2 separate regions of the Mus musculus genome follow, and region 2 is linked to region 1. Evidence: chromatin contacts called from ENCODE Hi-C or POLR2A ChIA-PET data. All regions are on one chromosome and are shown on one strand. The core of a region is the stretch at or near the end of the contact, and the rest is flanking DNA. Distances in the headings are between cores, read along the strand shown. Region 1 has its middle 9.2 kb from the start of Meis1. Region 2 has its middle 80 kb from the start of 4933406G16Rik.

Region 1 (5,735 bases), core at 143-2,642:
AAGTCTTATAAAAGTTAGACACTTCTTACAGCAGAGGCAGTCTCTGTTCTCTGAAATATTGAAAATACTATATGTGTTTTTGTTTGATTTAAAACTATGCATGGAGCCCTAGCATTATGGAAGCTTTGGAATAGAAAAAAAAAAAAACAACTTTGACCTCTGACATTGATTTAGTTTCTGAAGTAATAGAAATATACTTCAATATATGGCCATATAGAAATAATTTTGTGATTTAAAAAGCTCGATACCCTTTCCAACAATGAAGAAATTGAGTTGGTCTTGGTCAAAGAGCCACAAAACCTTGGTGCAAGGACTCTTCAAACTGTAGATCTGCTTTGCTGAAATCAAGCCAGGAGTGTATGCCAACTTACCAGCGATAACTTAAAAAGCAAAATTTACTTTTAAAGAATATACAATAGGGAAGAGGGAGAGTAAGACATTTTATTGATACGTAAATGTATTTTAGCAATGCTTTTCAAATGTGTGTTTTGAAGTGACACCCTGTCAGAGTGGTTTTAAATATCAGGGTTATCAGAGAATCCAGACTGCCACTGACTACACAGTAAGCATGGATACGACTTGCATGGGAGTCTGAAACCTGGGGTAGCTTTAATTGAGCTCACAGGTAGTAAATGGCTACTATTTTATGAACGACTTAACTCAAGTTTTAAAAATAAACAAAAATCCTACTTGCAATAGCTGGAAAACTTAGAATTTTTTTTCCCAGAAAATAATCACAAGTGAATTCAAGCCTGATATAGTCCACACTGGTAATGGAATTACCAAGTGCTGGAAGAGAACTGGCTGGTGCAGACGCAGCCAGCAGTTGCAAACATTTACCTTTGAAAGCAACTGGATGAGGCTGATTGCCCATGCTTAGCATCGGTATTACACCGAATAAAGGGGCAGGTTTTGTGCGAATCTCCAGGCAAAAGGGTGGTAGTGGGGAATGATTATTCAAAAATAAATATTTTAACATTTCATTGAGTCGTCTAATGAATAAGAAAATCGTCGAAGGCTTCCTGCAGCTCAGAGAGAATTCTAGCGGTGCGGAAAAACACTAGGAGAAAAGAAGAAGAAACTGAAGGGTGCCTGCTGAGCAGTTACTCATTTGTGACGTACTTTTCTGTGCCTTTATTGAAAAATGAAAAATAAATACCATCTTTCCTTGTCTTAAAAATAGCTTCAGACTACGGTTATGCTTGCTGAAAATCACATTGTCTAAACAACTTCTGCATGGTAGGGTCCGTTTGAAAACGGGAGGAAAAGTCTACAATCTTGCAGGCTCCCCTCCTTCCAGGTCCGAAAGGATAATTTCTCTCACAGGCGCTTCCTTGGCCACTTCCGGGAATATGGGGTGGGGGCAGTCACCGTATCCCTCCGCCTGTGCGGGTACGTGTCGCCAAGCCTCAGTGGCCTGCCTGCACTCCTGGAGTGAGCATTCCCTGGGATCGGTGGGGTGCCCGAGGCCACGGGATTTGCAAGCACAGGGGATAGGAGTCTGTGCACACTGGGCTGGGTTCAGGGGAGTTCTGAGTCCTTTGGGGAGAGGACGAGTGGCCAGAAAAGGTGGAAAAGATCCCTTTGCAGGTAGCTGCCTGTCGGGTCCCCGGCCACTCTGGACAGCCATTCTGTGGGGGACTTGAGGGGGGGACTGAGGGAGCAGATCCCGTCTAGAGGCTCTGGGTAGCCCGCCCGGTGCAAAGCTCTTGGGGACACAGGGACACCGCGCGCGACTCTGGCAATAGCTTCCACTGCTCGAGGCTGAGTGTCATAAGGTGCCTTTCTTCCCAGCTAGACTGAAGGATTCCTGAGCTCTCGGCCTGGGGTCTGATTCTAGAAGCTTCTGGCCTTTGTTCACGGACAGTTTTTCCTTCGAGGGGCATTCAGGCGGTCAATAGGTCCTGTAGGTCATGTGCTCGGTGATCAGAGAGCCTCGGAACATGGAGGGACCCTTGTGCACGCTCGGAGGGAGGAGCTGAACTGAGTTAGGGCTTCAGGTTCTCAGAAGAGCCGCGTGGAGATTCGCGCGTGTCCTCACTTCAGCTTCCGGCCGCCGCGAGTGGACGCGGAGGGACCTAAGGGACCGGGGAGTCGAGTCGCACAGCGCCGCGTGCAGCGAGCGGAGCGGGCGGGAGGAAGGACTTCAGGGAACAGCAGAGCCGGGCAAGCGAGGGCGGGGCCAGGCGCCGTGGGACCCTGGACCCAGAGACTCAGAGGGCCTCAGACTCAGAGTCCCGCTTAAAGCTGGAGTCAGACTCTGGCTGGGCTCGTCCCTAGACGCTGCCACGGCGGGAAATGAGCGTGTCCCCTTCCGCGCGAGATCCGGGTCAGGCATTTGCAGGATGGCACGTCCACCTTTCGAGGTGGGCAAAGCTGTGTGGGCCTCCATGTTCACATTTAACAGATAGAAATGTCCTTGGGGCAAGGAAGCAAAGGAAAATATGTTGGAGGGGCAGGAGCTACTAATACTGAAGGCTGGGCTAAGACTCTGGGAGAAGCCATTGCCCTCCTTCAAGCAGTAAAAAGTCACTCAGTGCCCTAATGACCTGGATGAAAGATCTGCTTGGGGGTCCCCTTTTTACAGCTGTTCCTCCACAGCTGAGCACTTCAGAGCTCAGGTGTCAAGGCATTTATAAGCCCATTTCACAAATGCACAAGCAAAGATCCAGAGAGTTTAAATGACACATCCAATTTCTTCTCTTTTCTATGTGCCTCAATGTTCTTTTTAAAACCCCCCCCCCCAATTTATTTAAAAAACAAACAAACAAACCCACACCAGAGATTTTGCTCTTCTCTCCTAAGAAGACTGGAGGTAGGTATATGCTGTGTGCTGGCAGAGCATGGCCTGGATAATGATGTGGAGTTCTAGCTTGGTAGCCCGGACTCCATCATTGAGACACTTTCTGTGAGCCAGGAACCCCCTAGGCTGCCTAGGAGGAGGAAGGTTCAAGACAAAAAAAGAGACTAAAAAGAGCTTGTAGATGACAGCAGGAGTCTTCCAGGGCTTGCCCCGTCTAGGACAACCTCCCCCCCCTCCAACCTCCCCCCCCCCCAGCAGCAGCAACAACCAAAAGCCTTCAGGCTTTTCCATGGACTTCCTGGACTCCTACTTATTCAGTTCCCTTGGGACAAGGAAGAAAGGAGCCTGGAGGGTTTGAATAGATGCCAAGACTGACTCTAGGGTCAACTGGCCCGGGTCTGGTCACCCACATAGCAGGGACACTCAAGACATCATTTACTCCTGTACCACATGACTTCTAACCCTGTCCCACTAGTAGCTTGTCTTTAGGAACTCAAACACAAAGGAACTCAAAACATCATAGATTTCAAACAGACATAATATCTAATTGGGATGCTAAGATCTAAACCTTACAAAACTGTATTGTATTCTCTTTCCCTGAACCCCACTGCCCACCCCGTTACTAGAACACTGTCCAAGGGAGGCCAGGATGCGTAGTGAGTTGGTAGTGCTAAAATCCTTAGCTGAGCTTCAAATTTTGTTCCTAAAACAAAGCAGTTATTTATTTCTGTTTTATCTTCACTTTCTGTTTATCTCTAACCTTTTAGTATAAGTTTTGGTTGCCTGGGATTTTATCTTGGATGTTCGGGAGAAAAAAAATTGCAGTCAGATATTTGGCCATTTCTTAAAAATCTATACAGCTTTCTGTTTTGTTTTATTGTTTTTGTTTGTTTCTCTATTTGTTGAATAGTAACAGAACAGAGTAATAGCCCAACACTCTTTGGAGCTAAAACTTCAGTACTATTCTGTGTCACTTTAAAGATAGCTGCTTAGTCACGTCATATATCCTGAAAGGGCTTGCAGAACCCAGAACTTGGTGGGGCACTCACTGTACTGCTTTATGTGTGATCATTTAGTGATGTTCATAGACTGAAACGGAAGAATAATTGCAGAAATTAGAAAAAGCTCCTTGCTTGGGGGAGATAGTCCTAGCCAAGAGTTGCTAAGAGTGGCAGAGAGGCTAAATGACTCCAGTTTTACCATGGTTGCTGGTGGGCTGATTGAGTTGGAAGAAATTAGCCACATGCAATGCTTTGATTAAGTTATTTTTGCTTTTATTACTTTTAATGAGACAGAGTTTTAATATGTAAACCAGGCTAGTCTCACAGAGATCCACCTGCCTCTGCCTCCCTGGTGCTAGGATTAAAGGTGTGTGCTGCCACGCCAGCTTATCTTGATTTCTGAGTGAGTTTTTTTTTTAAATCTTTTTTCATTTAAGAATTATCTATTATGAAATCATACAGATAATATGTCATTTCAAAATTCAACAAAATGCTTAGTACTAGGAATGATAATGAGGTCTACATCAGAGTAAAATTTAAAGAGACTGATACTTAGAATTTGGTTGAAAAATTATTCTAATGGAGTCTTACTGTTTTGACTTTGGTCATTTACTTTACATTTTTTCCCCTATCTGAACAATACCTGAAATCATAATTACTATTTATCATTTTTGATTGTTTGTTTCGCTGTTTTATTTTGCTTTTTAAAACCAAAACCCAAAAACCAGGGTTTCTCTATTTACCCCTGGTTGTCCTAGAACTGGCTATGTAGACAAGGCTGGTCTCTGGCTCACAGAGATCCTCCTGCCTCTGCCCTTGCCTCCTGAGTTCTAGGTTTAAAGGCATGCACCACCATGACTGGGTCTACTATTTAGTCTTCATGACATCATCTCACCAAGAACAAAATGCACAAATGTATTTGAAAGTGAAACTTCATATCATATCATCTCAAAAAACTTTCATTTTTCCACATTCTTTCTCATGTAGAGTATTGATATACTAATACATTTTAAACAACTTGCTCTGAGACACACCCAAATCTGTCTGTCCTCACTCTAGGAAGTAATCAATGAAGAAGGTTTCGTTTGTGCAGTACTCCAGGTTCTAAGTAGGTTCCTTTTCTACATCAGCATGGCCAGGAATCAATTAACACATAGCATACAATGACCAGAGAATGTAGACAATTCCATAGCAAAAACATGAACAGTCATGATCAAGAATGAAATGAGCTCTGAGATCAGGAAGAAATTAAGCCAATGTTTGGCAACTCAGCTTTGGCATATAAAGTGAAACCAATCTCGTAAAACTAACAGCAAAATTATTAATATCAGTAAATTCTGTGAAATTTCCATTTACAAGGCATTGTTTGGAAATATAACCACTATAATTTGAGCATTAGTAAGATCCAAGATTATGATAATGATATACATTTAGGAAACATACCTAATCTACAGAAGTAAAAATAATTTCTCATTTAAAATACTTAAAATATTGCAGTCTAAAATCCATATGTTTTGTATTCCAGAAGAGAGCTTAAATGTTTCTACTTTTTTTTTGTTGTTGTTTTATTTTATTTTTTTATTTTTTTATTTTTTTTTAATTAATTCACTCTCGGTTTTATCCTTTTCTGAAAATTTTTCTGGCAGAAAAATCAAATGTCAGAAGTCTTTCTTAATTCCTCCAGGCACAGTGACGTCCAGATATCGGCCTTCACATTTGAAAATGACAGTTGAGGCCTTTGCTGAAAGGTAGCCTGAGAGCTGTCAAAGCACAGGCCTCTTCAGTTTGCCATTAGATTTGTCTGGATGCCTGTTAGTATTTCAGAAGTTAAAACACCCAATCCTTCCTCCGCTAGCCAGACAAGTTCTCGAGGCATGTCTGTCATCCTTGACTTTGTACTTGTCTTTTCCATGTGGTATTGCACACTGAGT
Region 2 (5,189 bases), core at 45-2,544, 120 kb after region 1:
TGGTATTTGCTTCAGAACACTGAAAACAACTGTGGTAAAATGTCTGGGTTTGTGATTACAGAGCCCCTTACAGACCTAGACAGAGGATCATGAAGCTTCTTCTGAAAATTAAAAAAATAATAATTAAAGAAAGAAACTCCCATTTGGATGCCCCTTCTTCCATTCTCACCACCTGTTAGAAATGCTGTTAACAGAACACAGCCATGGAACTTCTTTTAATTGACACCCCCCAAAACACACACACGCACACACACACACACACACACACACACACACACACACACACACCACCCACACTTCTTTCCCTATTCTCTTTCCTTCTTTTCTCTCTCCCTCAAACAGATATATCTCCCTCCCTCCCTCCCTCCCTCCCTCCCTCCCTCCCCCACTTTCCCTTCTTTCCTTGTTCCTTTCCTGTCCTCTTTCTCCTCCGATTTTTATGGAATATTCTCGAATTTACCTGGTTTAGGAGTCAGGCTAGCCTATTCCATATTGCCCACGATTTAGCAAATGTGCTGCTGAAGGGCCCATTAAAAAGCAACCTTCCCTTCCCTGTGAGTGCCAACCAGAAGACATCAAGGGGGAAGGTCTCCCAGAAACTGTTATGGAAGAACCCCCTACACACACCAGAGAACCTGGTTTCCAGGCCTATGAAAACACCCGTGCGTGCGTGCGTGCGTGTGCGCGCGCGCATGTATACACAGAGAGAGAGAGAGAGAGAGAGAGAGAGAAAATGAGAGAGAGAGAATGAGAGAGAGAGAATGAGAGAGAGAGAGAGAGAGAGAGAGAGAGAGAGAGAGAGAGACTCTGAGCTGTGAGCTGTCTCCAGCCAACATCTAAATTGCTTCAGCCACTGGCAGGCCAACCGGAGCCCTGTGGAAACATGAGCTAAGTGAAGACAGCCCGCCTCCAGGTGCTCCTCATTGCCACAGCTCCTGACACTTCTTGGCCACCCATCATTTTCCATTTGGTTGCGGGCAGTCTTCTTATCTTCAAAGCGTTTTTATGCGCTTGCAGAGGCAAGCCTACCCCGGACTAAAGTTCTCGGTTCTCTCTGCCCTGCAGCCTGTGCCAAGGACCCAGCTGCTTGCGGCCACTACCATCCCGCTACAGCCTGCATTTCCGAGTTTCCACTACTGGGATAAAAAAAAAATTGGAAAGCAGTTTGCTTCTTTTGGACCCCGAAGGCTCCTTTCGGAAGGAGAAGACAGAATGAGAAAGCCCAGGGGACGATTGGCTTGAAAGTTTAAAAAAAAGGCCCTACAAGGCCGGCCTGAATGGTGTCTTGTGTGACAGAAGAATCCCCCAGTCTGTCTGGTTTTGGCCAAGGCCCCTGCTCGTTCGCCTGGTTCCTTCTCAGGATTACCACTGCTTGCCCTGAGTGCCAATTCTAGGAAAGGAACTCTTGGGTTGGGTTGGTCCTGTGAGATCATGCTTTGGCCTTGCCAGGGCCTGTATGCTATTATAATAAAGCAATACTACCGTATCTGTAACATACCTAAGCCCTGATGGCTTCTATTGCTGTGGGCTTCCCCCTTCATTTGCAGGGTTGGTTTTTTGTTTTTTTTTTTTTTAATTCCTTTCAGAACTCTAGAACTGGCCTTTAGAAACAGCCTCCTTGCAAACACACTGCCTGTTGACCCTGGCATGTACTTATAAAGAGGGCTGTTAGCACCCAGGATTTATGTTTCAAATATCATTTTAATTTCTCAGGCAAAAATCTTGCCATAAGATATTCACTCACTGGTGGACTTGCATCCCACGGTGTCTCATTTTCTCTTCCTTGAATGTACACACAGATATAAACTCTTCGTTAATGAAAATGTGCTCATGGCTTCTAAGAAAAGGTTCTCAGTGCCCGATTCATTGAGACGCAGATCATTTGTTTGTGGGGAACTCACTCCCAAATGCCATTCTCCTTTTAGCTGATAAATTATGCATATAGCTTTGCGAGTCAGTAAGTCCTTCTTTTTAACCCCCAGGATACCTTTTATTGCTATGTGCAAGCCACATGTAACCTGTCCCAACAGAGTCGTGGATCTTCCCAGAGATGTAAGCTTCCCTTACATTTACTAGGGAACACGTAGCCCTACTTTGCTTTTCTGTGGCTGCGATAAGCACCAGGACCAAAAGAATCTTGGGGAAGAAGGGTTTATTTAATTTTCCAACTCTCTGGTCTCGATCCATCATTGAGAGAAGTTACAACAGGAGACAGAAACAGGAACCTGGAGGCAGAGAGAACAGAGGAGCACTGTTTACTGACTGGCTCAGCTGCCAGAGTGGCTCACTGTGACAACTGTGGTGTCAAACTGGGTCCTATTTCCTGTGCAGAGGGTTCTAGGTAACACATACTCCCTTACTCATTTCATGATGAAGATTCTGGATATGAAAAACGAATGGAAAGTTGGAAAACGATTCTTGCATCCGTCTTGGGTATGTTCATTCACCTCTCCTACTCTAGGACTCAGCTCTGGGAGACACTTTCCCTGGAAGCATCCTTTAATTCACAAGTCCCCCCTCAAGCCTCAGGTTGGGGTACTTCTAATATCATGTACACCCTTTCAGTTTTTTCAACACTTCTTGAACAAATGACATCAGTCTCCCATTTGAGACAGGAAAGCAAGAGCCTTCCTTCTCTCTCTAGTGCTTTCAGTATTCCACTGTTTGTCTGCATGCTTTTAGTATTTTGAGGGAGCGTCTACGATGTAGTACCAGCTGGCTAAGCATTCACTACGGCCTGGAGCTTGTGACGATCCTTCCATTGCTGCCTCCCGAGGCCTGGAATTGTAGGATGGAGCACCATGCTCAGACCCCATGGCACTTAATGTGAAGCTACATCTCAGAAGGGATGCCCCCTCGTCGGCAACCCCAACAGCTGTGCTGTCCGTTAGCCATGTGACCTCTCTGCATATCACACTGATACCTCACCTGACACGCTCTGGGGCTGATGGGCTTCCTCTACAGCCCACTCTGTAGCGCCTGGCACAGATACTCATAATGTCTTATCTGTTGTAATTAGAAAAAGGAAGCTGGGCTGGATCCGCAGAGGCCACATGGTGAAAGGAGAGGGCTGACTCTCTCAGAGTGTCCTCTGATCTCCACACGTTCACTGTGACTTGTACATGCATCTCCTAACACACAATAAGCAAATGAAAACTTTAAACAGGAAACGGGAGGCAAGAAGGTGGCCCACTGCCGTCCAGTCCTCTGCACTTATCAGCATACAAGAACCCTCATCCCACTCTGGCTGGCATTTCTTCTCAGAAAGAAGCAATACTTGGGAATTTGACTTTTGTTACTTAACAGAAGAGTAAACTAAAGATCTATCTTTTCCGTACATTTTCACTGTACTATTCAATCTAATGCAATTAATTATAGGAGTTAATGTAATTACACTTGTGTAATTTAGTTTAATATTCCAATGGGTTGAGATTGTCTTTTTCTTTCCATGGAAGAGTCAGCTGCACTCATGCTATTATCCAGACTTCCAGGAGAGAAACTGGCTTTTTAGTTTTCTCAGAGTTTTAGAGAGCAGTAGGAAAGCCCTTGAAATTCTTCTAGTTCCCCCCCCCCCCCTCCACTTTTCATGTCATCAAACTTGAGACTGCAAGTAACTGATGTTTTTGTTCTTCCTTCCGGACTCCTTCTCCAGAGAACATAATGACCTCTTGCTTGGGTTTTAGACTAGAAATATGTTTGTCAACTCAGCTCAATTTAGTAGAGCCCTGGGTGGCAAGCACAGGAAACCATGATTCTTCTTGCAAAGGGATGTAAGCAACCTGGAGCTTGGAGTTAGAGGTCTGTGCTGACCCTTCAGGGCCCAGCTGCTCAGGCTCTACACCACTGAGAAAACTGCAGCTCATGTAGGGTGACTTTCCGAGATACACCGTAAAGCTAAGATGCCAAAGCATCAAAAAAGCTGGGGATTCTCTGCCACAAAGATGTCAAACGTCCTCTACTTAATAGTAGTAGCTACATGTTTCTTTCCAAGTCAGAAATTTTGCTTAAGAGTAATTACAGATTACTCATTGTTGAAAATGAACAGCATAGGAAAAAAAAAAAAAAGGTGACCAAGACTCTGAATTATATTGGTGCATACCAAACAATTTTTCCTGTCCCTAAATCTTATCTGTTTTTCCTAAAAGATGGGCGTTAATATGTTAATATGCCCCTCAAACTGGGATAACTTTGAATTTTGAATTTGAAGTTTCTCTGAAGGAGCAATCATGCCTGAATTTTGGGTCCTGTAAGGTCTTACCTGTGTTAAGTGAATCTTCTGTCTTCGGGAAAGCACCCGGGCCAATAAAGGTCCAGGAGTTCTGAGAATTGTCCACACTATTTGATTTACTTTGGTCCAGTGTTCCCCAAGGCACCTAAAGATCAAGTTAAATGGTAAGAGTCCATTTCATGTCTCTGACCCGAGTCACTTCCAATAATACCCACAGTTAAGTGCACATAACTCCATCTGTCATAAGGTCAAGTCAAGTCACAGGGTTGGAAGTAGAGGTGAAGGAGGCTTCAGGGAGTGGATAACTACTGCTCAACAAAAGGAGGAACCAGAACAAACAGTCATTTTATGCATAAGCCAGGAGTTGAAGCTTGCTTGTTTACATTATTTTGATGAACATAGTGACAGTTTATTACGTTAAACAATTTTGTTGTGAATCTTTAGTCTTTATTCTCATAAGAGTTGGAGACAGAAAGCTACATCCTGTAACTGTGGCTTACATATTGAAAGAGTAATCTGTGGACAGATGGATTCACCACACCAAGCCCCAGACTTCTATTGGAAAGTGCAAAGCATCTGAGAGCCTGGCTCCTGCCTTCCCTGAGAATGAAAACAAATGATGGCAGAAGAAAAACATAAGTACCAAATTTTTAGGCTTCGTTTTAATGAGCAGAATGTGACAGTCTTTGAAAATCAAACAATTGTTCCTGATTTTTTTTTTTTTTTTTTTTTTTTTTTTTTGCATAGGGACTAGTCTTTGGTTTGAGAAGTCAGCATTGGTCTGGACTCACTTAATGACTTGCCTTTATGAATTGTAGCTTGTCTCTGTAAAATAAGAACCACGATACCATGTTTGTTCATCCTCAGTGTCTGGGGGATTAGACATGAGACAGTATATGGAAAATAATACTCTGAATTGTCACATGTAAGGGGATCTGAGGCCATATCTTCAGCGCATCTG

Evidence for each region. Hi-C counts contacts between places; a loop is a spot of excess contacts on that map. ChIA-PET counts read pairs that join two places held with the same protein, here RNA polymerase II (POLR2A).
Region 2: a map of heart shows a loop between it and region 1 (4-fold over the local background). The contact joins two enhancer-like sites. A Hi-C loop is called at or near these places in 1 of 37 maps with a recorded cell type or tissue (heart). POLR2A ChIA-PET finds 5 or more read pairs at or near these places in 2 of 5 experiments (both embryonic stem cell).

What each region holds. Positions count from the first base shown.
Region 1 is chr11:19,025,284-19,031,018 of GRCm38, forward strand. No RefSeq gene overlaps it. Among named protein-coding and RNA genes, the nearest start is that of Meis1, 9.2 kb to the left of the region's middle. Within about 2 kb of position 1,393, at least 1 of the 3 ENCODE cell types and tissues checked has a DNase peak (open chromatin) inside an H3K27ac peak, as active enhancers do.
Region 2 is chr11:19,142,458-19,147,646 of GRCm38, forward strand. No RefSeq gene overlaps it. Among named protein-coding and RNA genes, the nearest start is that of 4933406G16Rik, 80 kb to the left of the region's middle. Within about 2 kb of position 1,295, at least 1 of the 3 ENCODE cell types and tissues checked has a DNase peak (open chromatin) inside an H3K27ac peak, as active enhancers do.